Linked DNA regions of Mus musculus: region 2 is linked to region 1. A link is a contact called in ENCODE Hi-C or POLR2A ChIA-PET data. All regions are on one chromosome and are shown on one strand. The core of a region is the stretch at or near the end of the contact, and the rest is flanking DNA. Distances in the headings are between cores, read along the strand shown.

What was found. Hi-C counts contacts between places; a loop is a spot of excess contacts on that map. ChIA-PET counts read pairs that join two places held with the same protein, here RNA polymerase II (POLR2A).
Region 2: a map of left cerebral cortex shows a loop between it and region 1 (9-fold over the local background). The contact joins the promoter of Polh here to the promoter of Gtpbp2 in region 1. A Hi-C loop is called at or near these places in 3 of 37 maps with a recorded cell type or tissue (T-helper 17 cell, heart and left cerebral cortex). POLR2A ChIA-PET finds 5 or more read pairs at or near these places in 5 of 5 experiments (Patski and embryonic stem cell).

Annotation. Positions count from the first base shown.
Region 1 is chr17:46,158,203-46,163,836 of GRCm38, forward strand. It overlaps Gtpbp2 (GTP binding protein 2), which reads left to right and starts at 2,830. Exons shown (of 12, transcript NM_019581.3): 1 at 2,830-3,124; 2 at 5,281-5,307. The coding sequence starts at 2,939.
Region 2 is chr17:46,199,298-46,204,931 of GRCm38, forward strand. Polh (polymerase (DNA directed), eta (RAD 30 related)) reads right to left here and starts at 3,344. Exons shown (of 11, transcript NM_030715.4): 1 at 3,100-3,344; 2 at 95-237. The coding sequence starts at 231. It overlaps Xpo5 (exportin 5), which reads left to right and starts at 3,514. Exons shown (of 32, transcript NM_028198.3): 1 at 3,514-3,728; 2 at 5,358-5,479. The coding sequence starts at 3,624.

The DNA of each region.
Region 1 (5,634 bases), core at 1,580-4,079:
TTATAATAAATGTAAATTTAATTATTAAAATAATAAATAAATAAATCTTTAAAAAATAAATAAACTGCCAGGCATGTTGGCGCACGCCTTTAATCCCAGCACTCAGGAGGCAGAGGCAGGCAGATTTCTGAGTTCGAGGCCAGCCTGGTCTACAAAGTGAGTTCCAGGACAGCCAGGGCTACACAGAGAAACCCTGTCTCAAAAAAGGAACAAACAAAACCAAAACCCACCAGAAAAATCACTGCAGGAAGCTAGCAGAACAACTCAGTAGAAGACTCTGTGCATATCAAGCACGGAGGCTCTGGGTTCAGTTGTTAGTGTAAATAAAACAAAAAACAAACAAACAAAAAGATCAGAGCCAGGAAGATGGCTTAGTGGGTAAAGGCATTTGCTGCCAAGTCTGGTGACCTGAATTCAAGTCAGAATAAATTTCTGCAAGTTGCCCTCTGACCTCCACATGTACATCATAGTGTACACACATGCATATAGATTAAACATTTTATACACACACACACACACACACACACACACACATTTAAACTATGTGTATATCTGTAATTGGAATTGTGTGCCAAAGTGTGGTGTTCTCAGAGGGCAGAAGAGGGTGCCGGTTTCCCTGGAGCTGGAACTACAAGGAGTGATAAATCACCCTACATGGTGCTGGGACCTGAACTCTGATCCTCTGGAAGAGCAGCAAGAGCTCTTATCCACTGAACCATCTCTCTAGCTCCAAGAGTAAAACTTTTCAAAATCTCCTAAAAAAAAAAACATATATATATATATATATATATATATATATATATATATATATATAGTCATAATGAGGTTGGCTTAAGGGTGACAGGCAAGCAAGAAAGCAGAGGGGAAGGTTGCTCTAAGTCAGAGCACATGAAAGTGACATCACAAAATGCATATTCATACAAAGGTACTAGATGTAAAAGCAAGTGACTCACTACAAGCCAGGAAAAATATTTGCATGTGATGTGTATATAAGCACACACTATATACATCCTATAGGCAGCCACCTCGTAAACAACCTGTCTAGGAAACTGGCCACTTATACCACCTCCACTCCCCAGGACCCTGGTCTCCCAGCAGGCATCCTGTGGCCTCTCTCCTCTGCCAGCCCTCACTTCTCTCTGTAGGTAGGCCAGGCTGTTCAAGAATGGGTTATATCATGCCCCACCCTTTCTTAAAGGAAGGTATCCATTAAGGAGAATTGGCTGGGATGGAATTGTGTGTTAAAGGGTGACTGCTGGAAGATCCGTGGATATTTAAAAAATAGTTATCAGTTGAGTGCAGTGGTTTCTGGCTGGTGAGAGAACCCGGCCTGTTTGTGGTGATAATGTGTGGGTGGGGTGGGGATGTCTCTTCCTTTCTATTCCCATCCTTTGAGATGTCTCACTGAATTCTCTAGTCTCCATCTCTAAAAACTTTTTTTTCCTGGCAATCCTGGTCTTAAGCATACAGGATAGCATACAGAAAAGACACCTACTTTCCTTTACTGAAGACCCAGGTAAATGGCTGATCTGCAAGGCTTTTCAACTTTTGGTTCTTTTGGTATATAGCTGGTGTGGAAACTATCCAATGTGGACAGCGACTGCATGCTCAATAGACTCGTCTCCTTCGATGTGGAACTGTGCAGAAGTTATGGACTCAACCAGGTCTGAACTCCTTCAGAGTACACCAGAGGTAAGTGCTCCTACCGTACCGTGGAGAACTTTCAAACTCTGTTCTATTTCTTGGCTATGTGTGAACACCTGGTTGTTTGTGAAGAGAGGGGAATGGACGTACTGTGAGTCATGAGATAGCCACGGCGCTGGAATTTGAACCCTGGCGTCCTGACTCTGTGCCCAGCAATTCTGCTTCTCCATTCTGAGCCTTTGGTGCCCCGTATACTGGTTTATGTCGCTCTGAGAGTTCTGAAGGACAGGAGAGACAGCTTGGCTAGAAAGACAAATCAGCAATCCCCTGGCGTCCTAGGACAAGTTCTATTCCTGGCTACTTTCCCCGCCCCCTGGTGGTTGACGTAACTGGAACCCCAGCTCCGCCCCAAGTAGGGGCCAGGCCCCTCCTCCGGACAAGTTTTAAACCAAATTCTGTTTTCCGGGATTGGCTAAACTTCAAAACAAAGGGGAGGAGAGATACTTGCAGTAGGCACCCTCCAAACCTTAGGCAGCTGGCTGCTTTATGGGTCCTGGACACGTGTCTGGCCACTGCGGTGCCTGGGGCTGCTAAAACCAACCCCCGGATTGTGCCACCCAAGTAATAAAACAGTGACTATATTGCAAGGGTGGCATAATCATCGTCACAATAACAGCTCTAATTATGCTATAACTACCATCTGCCTCCGCCCTAGCTTTTGCCCTGACTCACTCGACAGCACTCCAGCCGTCAGGAAAGAAACTGAGGCAGAGGTGGAGCCAGCAGGCTGTCAGATCCAACCTCCCCGATTTTTAACTTGTTGTCTGGGGTCAGCGCCGAAAGGTCAAACCCAGTTCAATTCTGATATAAGCCCTTCACCTCCGGTTACTGTCCCTAATCTCAGGCCACAAAGCCTTCCTACTGCCCCTAGAAGAGAAGCCGCTGGCAGTACGGGAAACTGGGTGCCGACTACAACTCCCCTTAGTCTTTGCGCTCAAGGCGCGCTTGCTGCCCTCGCCCCCGAAGCCACCTGTGACTCTCGCATAGCGATGCCTCTTGGGAATTGTAGTTCGAACTCGCATTCTTTAGCACTAAATCTCATAGCTGCGGACTCAGTATCCCTTGATGCCCTGCGGCTTTTTCTGACGCGACTAGGAGGACAGGGAAGGCAGGGGCGTGGCCTACAGTGGGCCACACCCCGCTCTCCTCCGGCTGGCCCGACTCGGCGGTGGCAGTAGGGGCGGCGGCAGTGGCGGGGGGGAGGGGTCGGGCGGGGGGCTGGTGGCAGCGGCGGATGGACTCGCGGGTATCGGAGCTGTTCGGCGGCTGCTGCCGGCCCGGAGGAGGCCCGGCCATGGGTGGAAACCTCAAAGCTCGGGGGGCCGGCGGTAGCAGCAGTTGCGGGGGCCCAAAGGGGAAGAAGAAGAACGGAAGGAACAGAGGAGGTAAAGCCAACAACCCTCCGTACCTGCCCCCAGAGGTGAGCACCTGAAAAGTGGCGGAGCCATGGGGAACTACTCTTCCGGTCCCCGAGACTCCAAGGAGGCGGGAGAGAGAAAATCAATCCCCCTTTCCGGTGTCAAGACCCAAGGGAGGAAGGACCGGGGAAGAGAACCCCTCCTCCTGTTCCAAGACCCCTACAAAGCGGGATCGTCAAGACTGGACGATCCTTTTCAGTGTCAGGACCTCGGGAAGGGACTGCCCCTTTCACCTCCATAACCTTTGGATTAGTGGGAACCGGGGATCCTTTCCTCTTGAGAAGAGCAGAGGATGTCTGAACCCCTACTTACTCTGGGAGTGGGGAAGGAACACTGTACTGGGAAAAGAGGGCAGGCAGAGTAACCAACGTTTTTCTAAACTTAATCCACAGGGAGAAGGGGAGTAGCCGGGACAAGAGCAATGTGTTCCTTCCCTATTCTTCAGTACCCACACACATTAAACCAGAGAACAGTTAGACGTAGCCCTCTGCCCTTTCCTTGTCCTGTGGGGCTGTGGACACAGAGAAGAGTCCGCACGAACCCGCTCTGGGAGTCCTCAAGGCAGAGAAGACTACTTTCCTTCCTCTTAAAATAGGAGAACCCAGTCGGGAGCTAGTGGGCTCGCCTTTAAGTCCCATCACTCTGGAGAGATGGCTCAGCGATTAAGAGCACTGTCTGTTCTTCCAAAGGACCCCCAGTTCAGTTCCCAGCACCCACATAGCTGCTCACAACGGTCTGCAACTCCAGTTCCAGGAAGTCTGATGCCCTCACACACATACATGCAGACAGAACACCAATGCACGTAAAATAAAAATAATGTAAAAAAAAAAAAAATCCCATCACTTGGGAGTCAGAGGCAGGGGGATCTCTGAGTTCAAGGCCAGCCTGGTCTACAGAGCAAGTTACAGGATAGCCATGGCTCCACAAAGAAACCTTGTTTTGAAAAACAAAGATGGGAGAACCCAAGGTGGGAAGAGCTTCAATGGGTGATTATGACTTTTAAGTGTGCACCAGAGTGATTCAGGTTGCTGTTCCTGCTCATAGAATTCTGATTCAGTGGGTGAGAGACGGGCCTGATTGTTTGGCATTTCTTACAAGCTAATGTTGTGGTCTTAGCACCACAATGGTCTTTGAGAACCATTGGCCAAGATTATCTTTCTACCATCTTTATAGTCAGCTATCCTAATTATTCACCTTCAGCAGAAGAGTAGAAAGGTTTCTTTGTTGATGGGAAAAGAGCTCCTACGCATTCCATGGTGTGGTTGACAGTATGGATAAAGACACCTCTAAGGACTTTAAAGACAGCATGATGACCAAGAGGGAAAGAGAAAAATAAAATGGCCAGAGAGGAGGAGCGCAGAAATGCAGGCAGACCAGGCAGACGGTATATAAGTCAAGCTCATACATAACCTTTTGTCCAGGGGGTGGAGGGTGGAGGGTGGCGCGGGGCAGGTGTGTGTGGCACACAGCCCAAAAGGTGGCTGTTGCTCGAAGAGGTTATGTGATGGTTTCCTGGTTTCACCTCACTGAGGCATGAAAAGGGCATAAAAAGCCACAGTGAGTTCACTTTATGGAGTCTGCCCCTAAGCTTTCCTGGTTTGTTTGGGTAAGTCCCAACTTCGGACTTCTGTTCCTCTCTTACCTGGGCCTCTTATCTCGGGGGCGTTTGTAGTGACCAGTGCTGAGTTCATACTTTGGCTCCGTTCCAGAGCCTGTAGCCTCTTACACTTGATGGCATCAGCTGAGAGGGAGGGGCCAGAAGGAAGTAGTGTCTACCAGATGGATGTCAAAAAGAAAGGCTTCAATATCCTGAACACAGAAAAAGAAACCAAAACCAAATACCCGAGCCCGCGCAGCAGTTGGAGGCTGTGGCGGGTGGGGGCAGAGAGGTGAGCTTGTGTCTAGGAAGATCAGTGCTGAAGACTTGGTGCTCTGATCTTAGATAAACGGGTGGTTTGCTGTGTCCTTACAGGCCTTTCCTCAGAGGCCACATGGAAGCTTAGCATCTGTCTTCCACTGCTTCTTGGCGGATGCCAGCACTGGCAGGTGCCAGTTGGGCTTTCTTCCTGCTTTCTGTGCCTGAGGTCATTGGGAATTGAGGGGAAGTAGGGATGGGGGTCTGGACAGGATATGGTAACTGCTTCCTGTTTCTTTTCAGGCTGAAGATGGAAACATCGAATATAAAGTGAGTCTTGCGTTGGGGAGGAGAAGGGAATGGATGGAGTTGCCCTTGTCAGTGGGAGGTGATCTCTCTGATAGCTCTCCAACTTGATGATGTGGCTTCATGCTGCATGGTATCATGGCGAGCTCTCTGAGGTCACTGTGTAAGGAAAGAATCACTGCTAGAGTGGTCAGGGCGAAGGATTTGTTTGTTTGATATATTTTTAAGATTTTTAATTTTTTTTTTCTTCTGGGTTTTTGAGACAGGCTTTCTCTGTAGTCTTGGCTGTCTTGAAACTCACTCCTTGGACCAGGCTGGCCTCAAACTCAGAAATCCTCCTGCCTCTGCCTC
Region 2 (5,634 bases), core at 2,094-4,593, 42 kb after region 1:
AACTGAGGAAGAAGACCCTCAATATTACCTCTGACTTGTCCATGCATGCACACACATGTACACAAACCAGTCATGACACTATCATGATACATACCCACCACCTTTCCATGATTTGTACTGTACAACTGCACAAGGTTTATTCCTCAAATGAGGATTTTGCCGCTGTTCCACTTGTACAAAAAAGCAGTCCATGTCTACAAGAGCAACCACTCGATTCTGCCCAGGAGCCATTTATTTCTGGAAGACATTTATAAACAGAAAGATACACAATCTAAAACACAAAAACACCCCCACTATATTTCTACCAGATGTGGTAGTGCACATCTTTGATCTCAGTACTCAGAAGGCAGAGGCAGGCAGATCTTTCAGTTTTACATAGCAAGACTCTGTCTCAAAACAGTAACTACCATATATTTACATTCTAATTGATGAGCCACAACAATAGGAATGTGAAAACTAATAAGAATGAAGGATATTTCATGTTGACATGAGAATAAGCTAGTATAACTTTATGAAGGTGATAGAATATTTAAAGCTTTAAGTATAGTTCTGCTTGGCTCAAACGCTACTTGATCCTCCTGCCTCTACCTCCCAAGTGGTGGGATTACAAGCATGCACCATCACATCTAGCTACTCATTCTAAGAAAAAGACATTCGTAAAAGATACACATATAGCCAAAAGTTGCCTGACTTAGCTGCTGCTCTGTTGCTGTGAAGGGACATCATGACCAAGGCAGCAGAAAGCCTTTAACTGGGAGCTTGCTTACAGTTCTAGAGGGTTAGTCCATGATCATCATGGCAGGAAGACAGGCATGGTACTGGAGCAGTCATTGAGAACTTTATATCTTGATCCAAAGGCAGAGAGAGCAAACTGGGCTTCGGGGTGGGTTTCTGAAACCTTAAAAACAGCTCTTCCAACAAAGCCATTCTTCTAATTCTTTCCAAACAGTTCTACTAAGGACCAAGTATTCAGACATACAAGTCTACGGGTCTGTTTTCACCCAAACTACCACAGTGCCTAACAATGGACTTAGCATCATCCATCACGGAGAAATGAAAATTAAAACCAGAGAACAAAACACCAACAATGTACATCACTACGGGGAGAGGACCAAGGAGTATTCTAGTTGATTGGCAGATCTCAAACATAGATTTAGGGAAAAGAGAAGAAAATGTTCTGTATCAATCAACCTCAGAGTGAAAATATTCAGGAAAAAAAAGCATGCAATGAAAGCACCTGGACACTTCCCATCATTCTCTAAAAGATACAAGTTATCTATTCACACAGTTCCAGGTGTTACAATTTGGAGTATTTGGGGAGTGTTGCTCAACTTTAGAGCTCTTTCCTAGCATTCTCAAGTCCACAACTTTAAACCTTAGCAAGTGTCTCTGTGTGCATGTCTACGTATGTAATGGCATAAATTGGTCATATGCCAGGAAGGGCATCCTGGAATCTGGAAATTCCAAATTATTCTGTGAATTTGGAAAGATAATAAATATATGTAATATCATAGCATTCATGAAGAGTTGGGGGTGTCGGTGAGACAGGGTCTCCCTGAGTAGCTCTAGCTACCCTGTAACTCACTCTGTAGACCAAACTGCCTCCTGAGTACTGGGGCTAAAGGTGTGTGCCACCATAAAAAGCAAATTTCAAATCTTGAAATACTTTTTAGAAACATTTGGCTATGGAGCATGGTGGCACAGATCTTAAGTTCTAGCACTCAAGAGGCTAAGACAAAAAGGTTTGAAGTTCAAGGCCAGACTGGGTTACATAGAAAGTAGGAAGAAAACACAGACACACATAAATGAAGAAGATAATCTAACACTATGTAAATATCCCGTTTCTCTGCAAATTTTCAATAACTATGCAACTATGAATAGATCCGACCTGTGAGGACTACTTTGTGATGTTTAGTGATTTTCTATTTGTGCAATTTCTTTTTTTGTTTTCAAGAATGGTTCTGAATGCCATGTAGTCCAAATCGGCCTCAAAACTTGCTCTGCATCCAAGGATGAGCCCCGAGCTGCTTGCTCCTCCCACCAAACGCTGAGATGACGCAGACAGTCTTAAAGGCTCTCGAGACAATTCCAATGTGCAGTAGCTTTGCATACCAATGGCCTATCACAAATAATACTTTACAGAAACACAGGAAATTCATGATTTAAATACAAGAAACAGGTTATACAGATGAGTGAGCTAGCACCCAACTGTAACTTTAAACAGTTATTTTTCAAATAAACAATCACATTGAAAACAGTGCCAAGCAACTACTACTACAAAGCTGCAAAATTACTGTAAAGAAAATAATTAAGAAGATACTGAATGTTCAAAGCATTAACACCTTACAAATCTCGCCCCTCACCTAAAACAAAATGATCGTACGTTTAGAAACCTTTTACACTTAAGTCAGGCGTCCTTGTGCTCTGGCGTGGCTTTTCTGTAGTACTGGAACAGATAAAGCTAGAAGGTGGCAAATGTATTGTCGCAATCAATACAGGATAAGTACCATATTCAATATAAATATCAGAGGTAAAACTGGAAGCGAAGCTGTGATTTAAGGGCAACAATTTACTAAGTGGAAAAACACCTCCTAAAACATATGCAGGATAAGAGATGATACAGCCTTAAGTCTTTTATGTGTTCCTTTCGTACTTTTATGTATTGGCAAAGTCTGCACAATGCCAAAACGTAAAAGACTACGTAAATTTGGGATGGGTTTTGTTTCGTGAGGCAGGGTCTCACTTTGCAGCTCAGTCTGGCCTCAAACTGGAAGCAATCCTCCTGCCTCAGCCTCCCAGAGGTATAGTTGGGATGCGTTTTCCAACATCTCAGTTCATCCCATTCTGTACAAAAGCACGTTTGGGAGTCGGTCGTGTAGTAAGACGCACGAGAAAATATGGACCAGTGAAGAGGAAGGTTTAAAAATTACAAGAAAAACTCTTTCTACAAGAAAACTCTCCTTAGAGACACTCTTAGAGCCTTCTCTCCCAGTAAGCATGCTTTTCATTTCGGCCCAGTCACCCCCAAGTAAAAGCGACAGCCAAGGCTTCAAAAGCCATCCGATATAGCGATCCCGAGCCGTGTTTTAATGTCCTTACCAAGGCGACACCTGTCAAAACTGCCAAGAGCGAAGCTGCGGGCTCCGGGCGGAGTCCAATGACAGCGTCTAGATGTCGTCGTCGCCTTCCCAGGAGCAAGTGAGTGTAATCTGATAACACAGATCCGAGTAGGTAGCCCTAGGCTCCCGCCGAGCCAACAGCCCTTCCAGCCTGCAGGTTTACGCCCCACAGCAAGCCCAGAGGAAATTTGGAGTTCAGCACCGCGCGCGCCGCGAGGGACGGTTGACGCGCCTGCGCACCGCGGAACTTCCGTTCCCCAGCCCCGCCCCGCCAGGCGCGGCCGTCACCCGAAGCGGCCACTTCCGCGCGCGCATGCGCCGTGGCGGCTCCGGCGCATGCGCAGCGCTGGGTTCTTCCCAGCTCCAACTTCTGGGACTCACGCTCCTCCCTCCCGTTTCCCCACCCCCAGCCCGCCGCGGCCCGGTATCAACGTGTGGTCCCGCCAGGGGAACTGTGCGTAACCTCGTGCTCCCGGGACGCCGGTGGGGTTCCCGGCTCTAGCCATGGAGATGGAGCAAGTGAACGCGCTGTGCGAGGAGCTAGTGAAAGCGGTGACGGTCATGATGGACCCCAGCTCTACCCAGCGCTACCGGCTGGAAGCCCTCAAGGTAGCTGGGGTCCTGGCGGCCTGGGCCTGCCCCGAGAACCCTATCCCAGGCTTCCCTCACGGCCTCTCCAAACTCAGTTTGTCTCCTGCCTATGCGGCCTTTGATCTTCCCACTGCCCGTGGGGAGGGTGGCTTCTGGTCGCGGCCCTCACCTCCTCCCACTTGAGTCTTTTCTTGCCTGCGCGCTTGCCTTTGCATCACACGCAAGGGTCCCTAACTGTTGCACATCTCCTCGCCATGTCTCAGTGGCTTTTTTGCCCACTCCTCACTTCTCTTCACTCTAGATCACACCGCGGTCTCCACCCACGCAGGCTGTGCCGGCTCTGACGCCGGGGCAAACCCCACATTCCCTGGCGTTCCGGGAGCGCACGTGCAAATTCCTGCCCCAGTGCCACCTTCATTCTTCCCTGCTGATCACTCCAGACTTGTGCTGATTCTAGATCCCCGTGTGTCCATTTTCTTACATCCTTACATACCTCTATCTTTCGAGTCTTGGCCATCTCTGGGCTAATTTGTGACGCTCCTTCCTCGTTTATACCTGTGAGATAGTCTCCGGCTGTTTTTGCGCGAAGACGAGCTTTACCACCGGCTTTGCATTTATTTGCACCGGGGCACTTTGGTTTCCTGGAAGTAATTCTCTTGCGTCCCGGGTGCTCTCTGCGCCAGGGTCTAGTTCAGCTTTTGCTATTTGGGAACGCTAATACCTTCAACAGAGCTTCTCTCTATTAGAGTAAGCGCCAACATATAGATGTATGTGGCACAGGATTTGGAATCAAACAACTCTGTTTGCTTTGTCTTTGATTGTGAAGAATTTTACATAGGCAAAGAAACAGAGCACCAGAGTGATCCCGAATAGGCCTGTGACCTAAACTCAGATGATACACAGATTTGCTTGTTCACTGACTCCTCCTGGCACCCTTAGTTTTGAAAGCTAATTCTAGGGGTTGACATTCAACTTGTATGGGTATATCTCTAGCATTTTTTTTTGTACTCTCTTAGATCCAGTTTAGTATTAACATGACTAATATCTAAATGGAGAGTGTCAGTATTACTAATCTAGATTTTCGCATCTTAAAAATACAGCTAAAAGGACAGCAGGTAACCCCTGCTACTGGGAAGACTAAGGCAGGGGATACAAAGTCAGGCAGCTATCAGAGTGACTTAGTAAGACCTCCTCTCTCAGACAAAGTAAGCAGAAGAGCCCTGGGAGATGGCATAGAGGGTGGAGCTTTTGGTGCCTGTTTATGGCTGAGGACTGGAATCCAGGTGGAGGGGAGGAAGAGACTGATAAAATAAATCCCTGAGTGGACTCACCAGCCCGTCTAGGCAAATCCTGAGCTCTGGGTTCTCAAAACAGCAGAGAGAAAGACATTCAACTTCAGCTTCTGCCTTCCACTCAAATGTGCAGCTCCATCATCCATGAACATCTGTGTGAAAACACTGCACGCACGCACACACACACCCACCAAAGGGAGAAAACTGAGAATGTAGTGTGGTCGTGATAGCCTTGCATGTGAACAGTTCGGTTCCCAGTTCCACACAAAATCAGATAAGGTTGGACCTTTCTTAGGATTTTTAGTCTCTGTTCTCTCATGCCTCCCCATGGAAATATTAATGTTTCTTCTTTCAGTTTTGTGAAGAGTTTAAAGAAAAATGCCCTATCTGTGTTCCATGTGGCTTGAAGTTGGCTGAAAAAACACAAATTGCCATCGTCAGACATTTTGGCCTTCAGATCCTGGAGCATGTTGTCAAGTAAGGAAGTCTTAGGTACCACCATTGGAGCCTGTAGAAGAGTAGCTTGTTAACCCTTTCATGACCACACAGGTGCTTTCCCCAGTGACTAGAAATGAACAGGATGATCACTAACATGTGGCGAGAACTCGGGATGTTGAGTCTTTCTTCAGTTA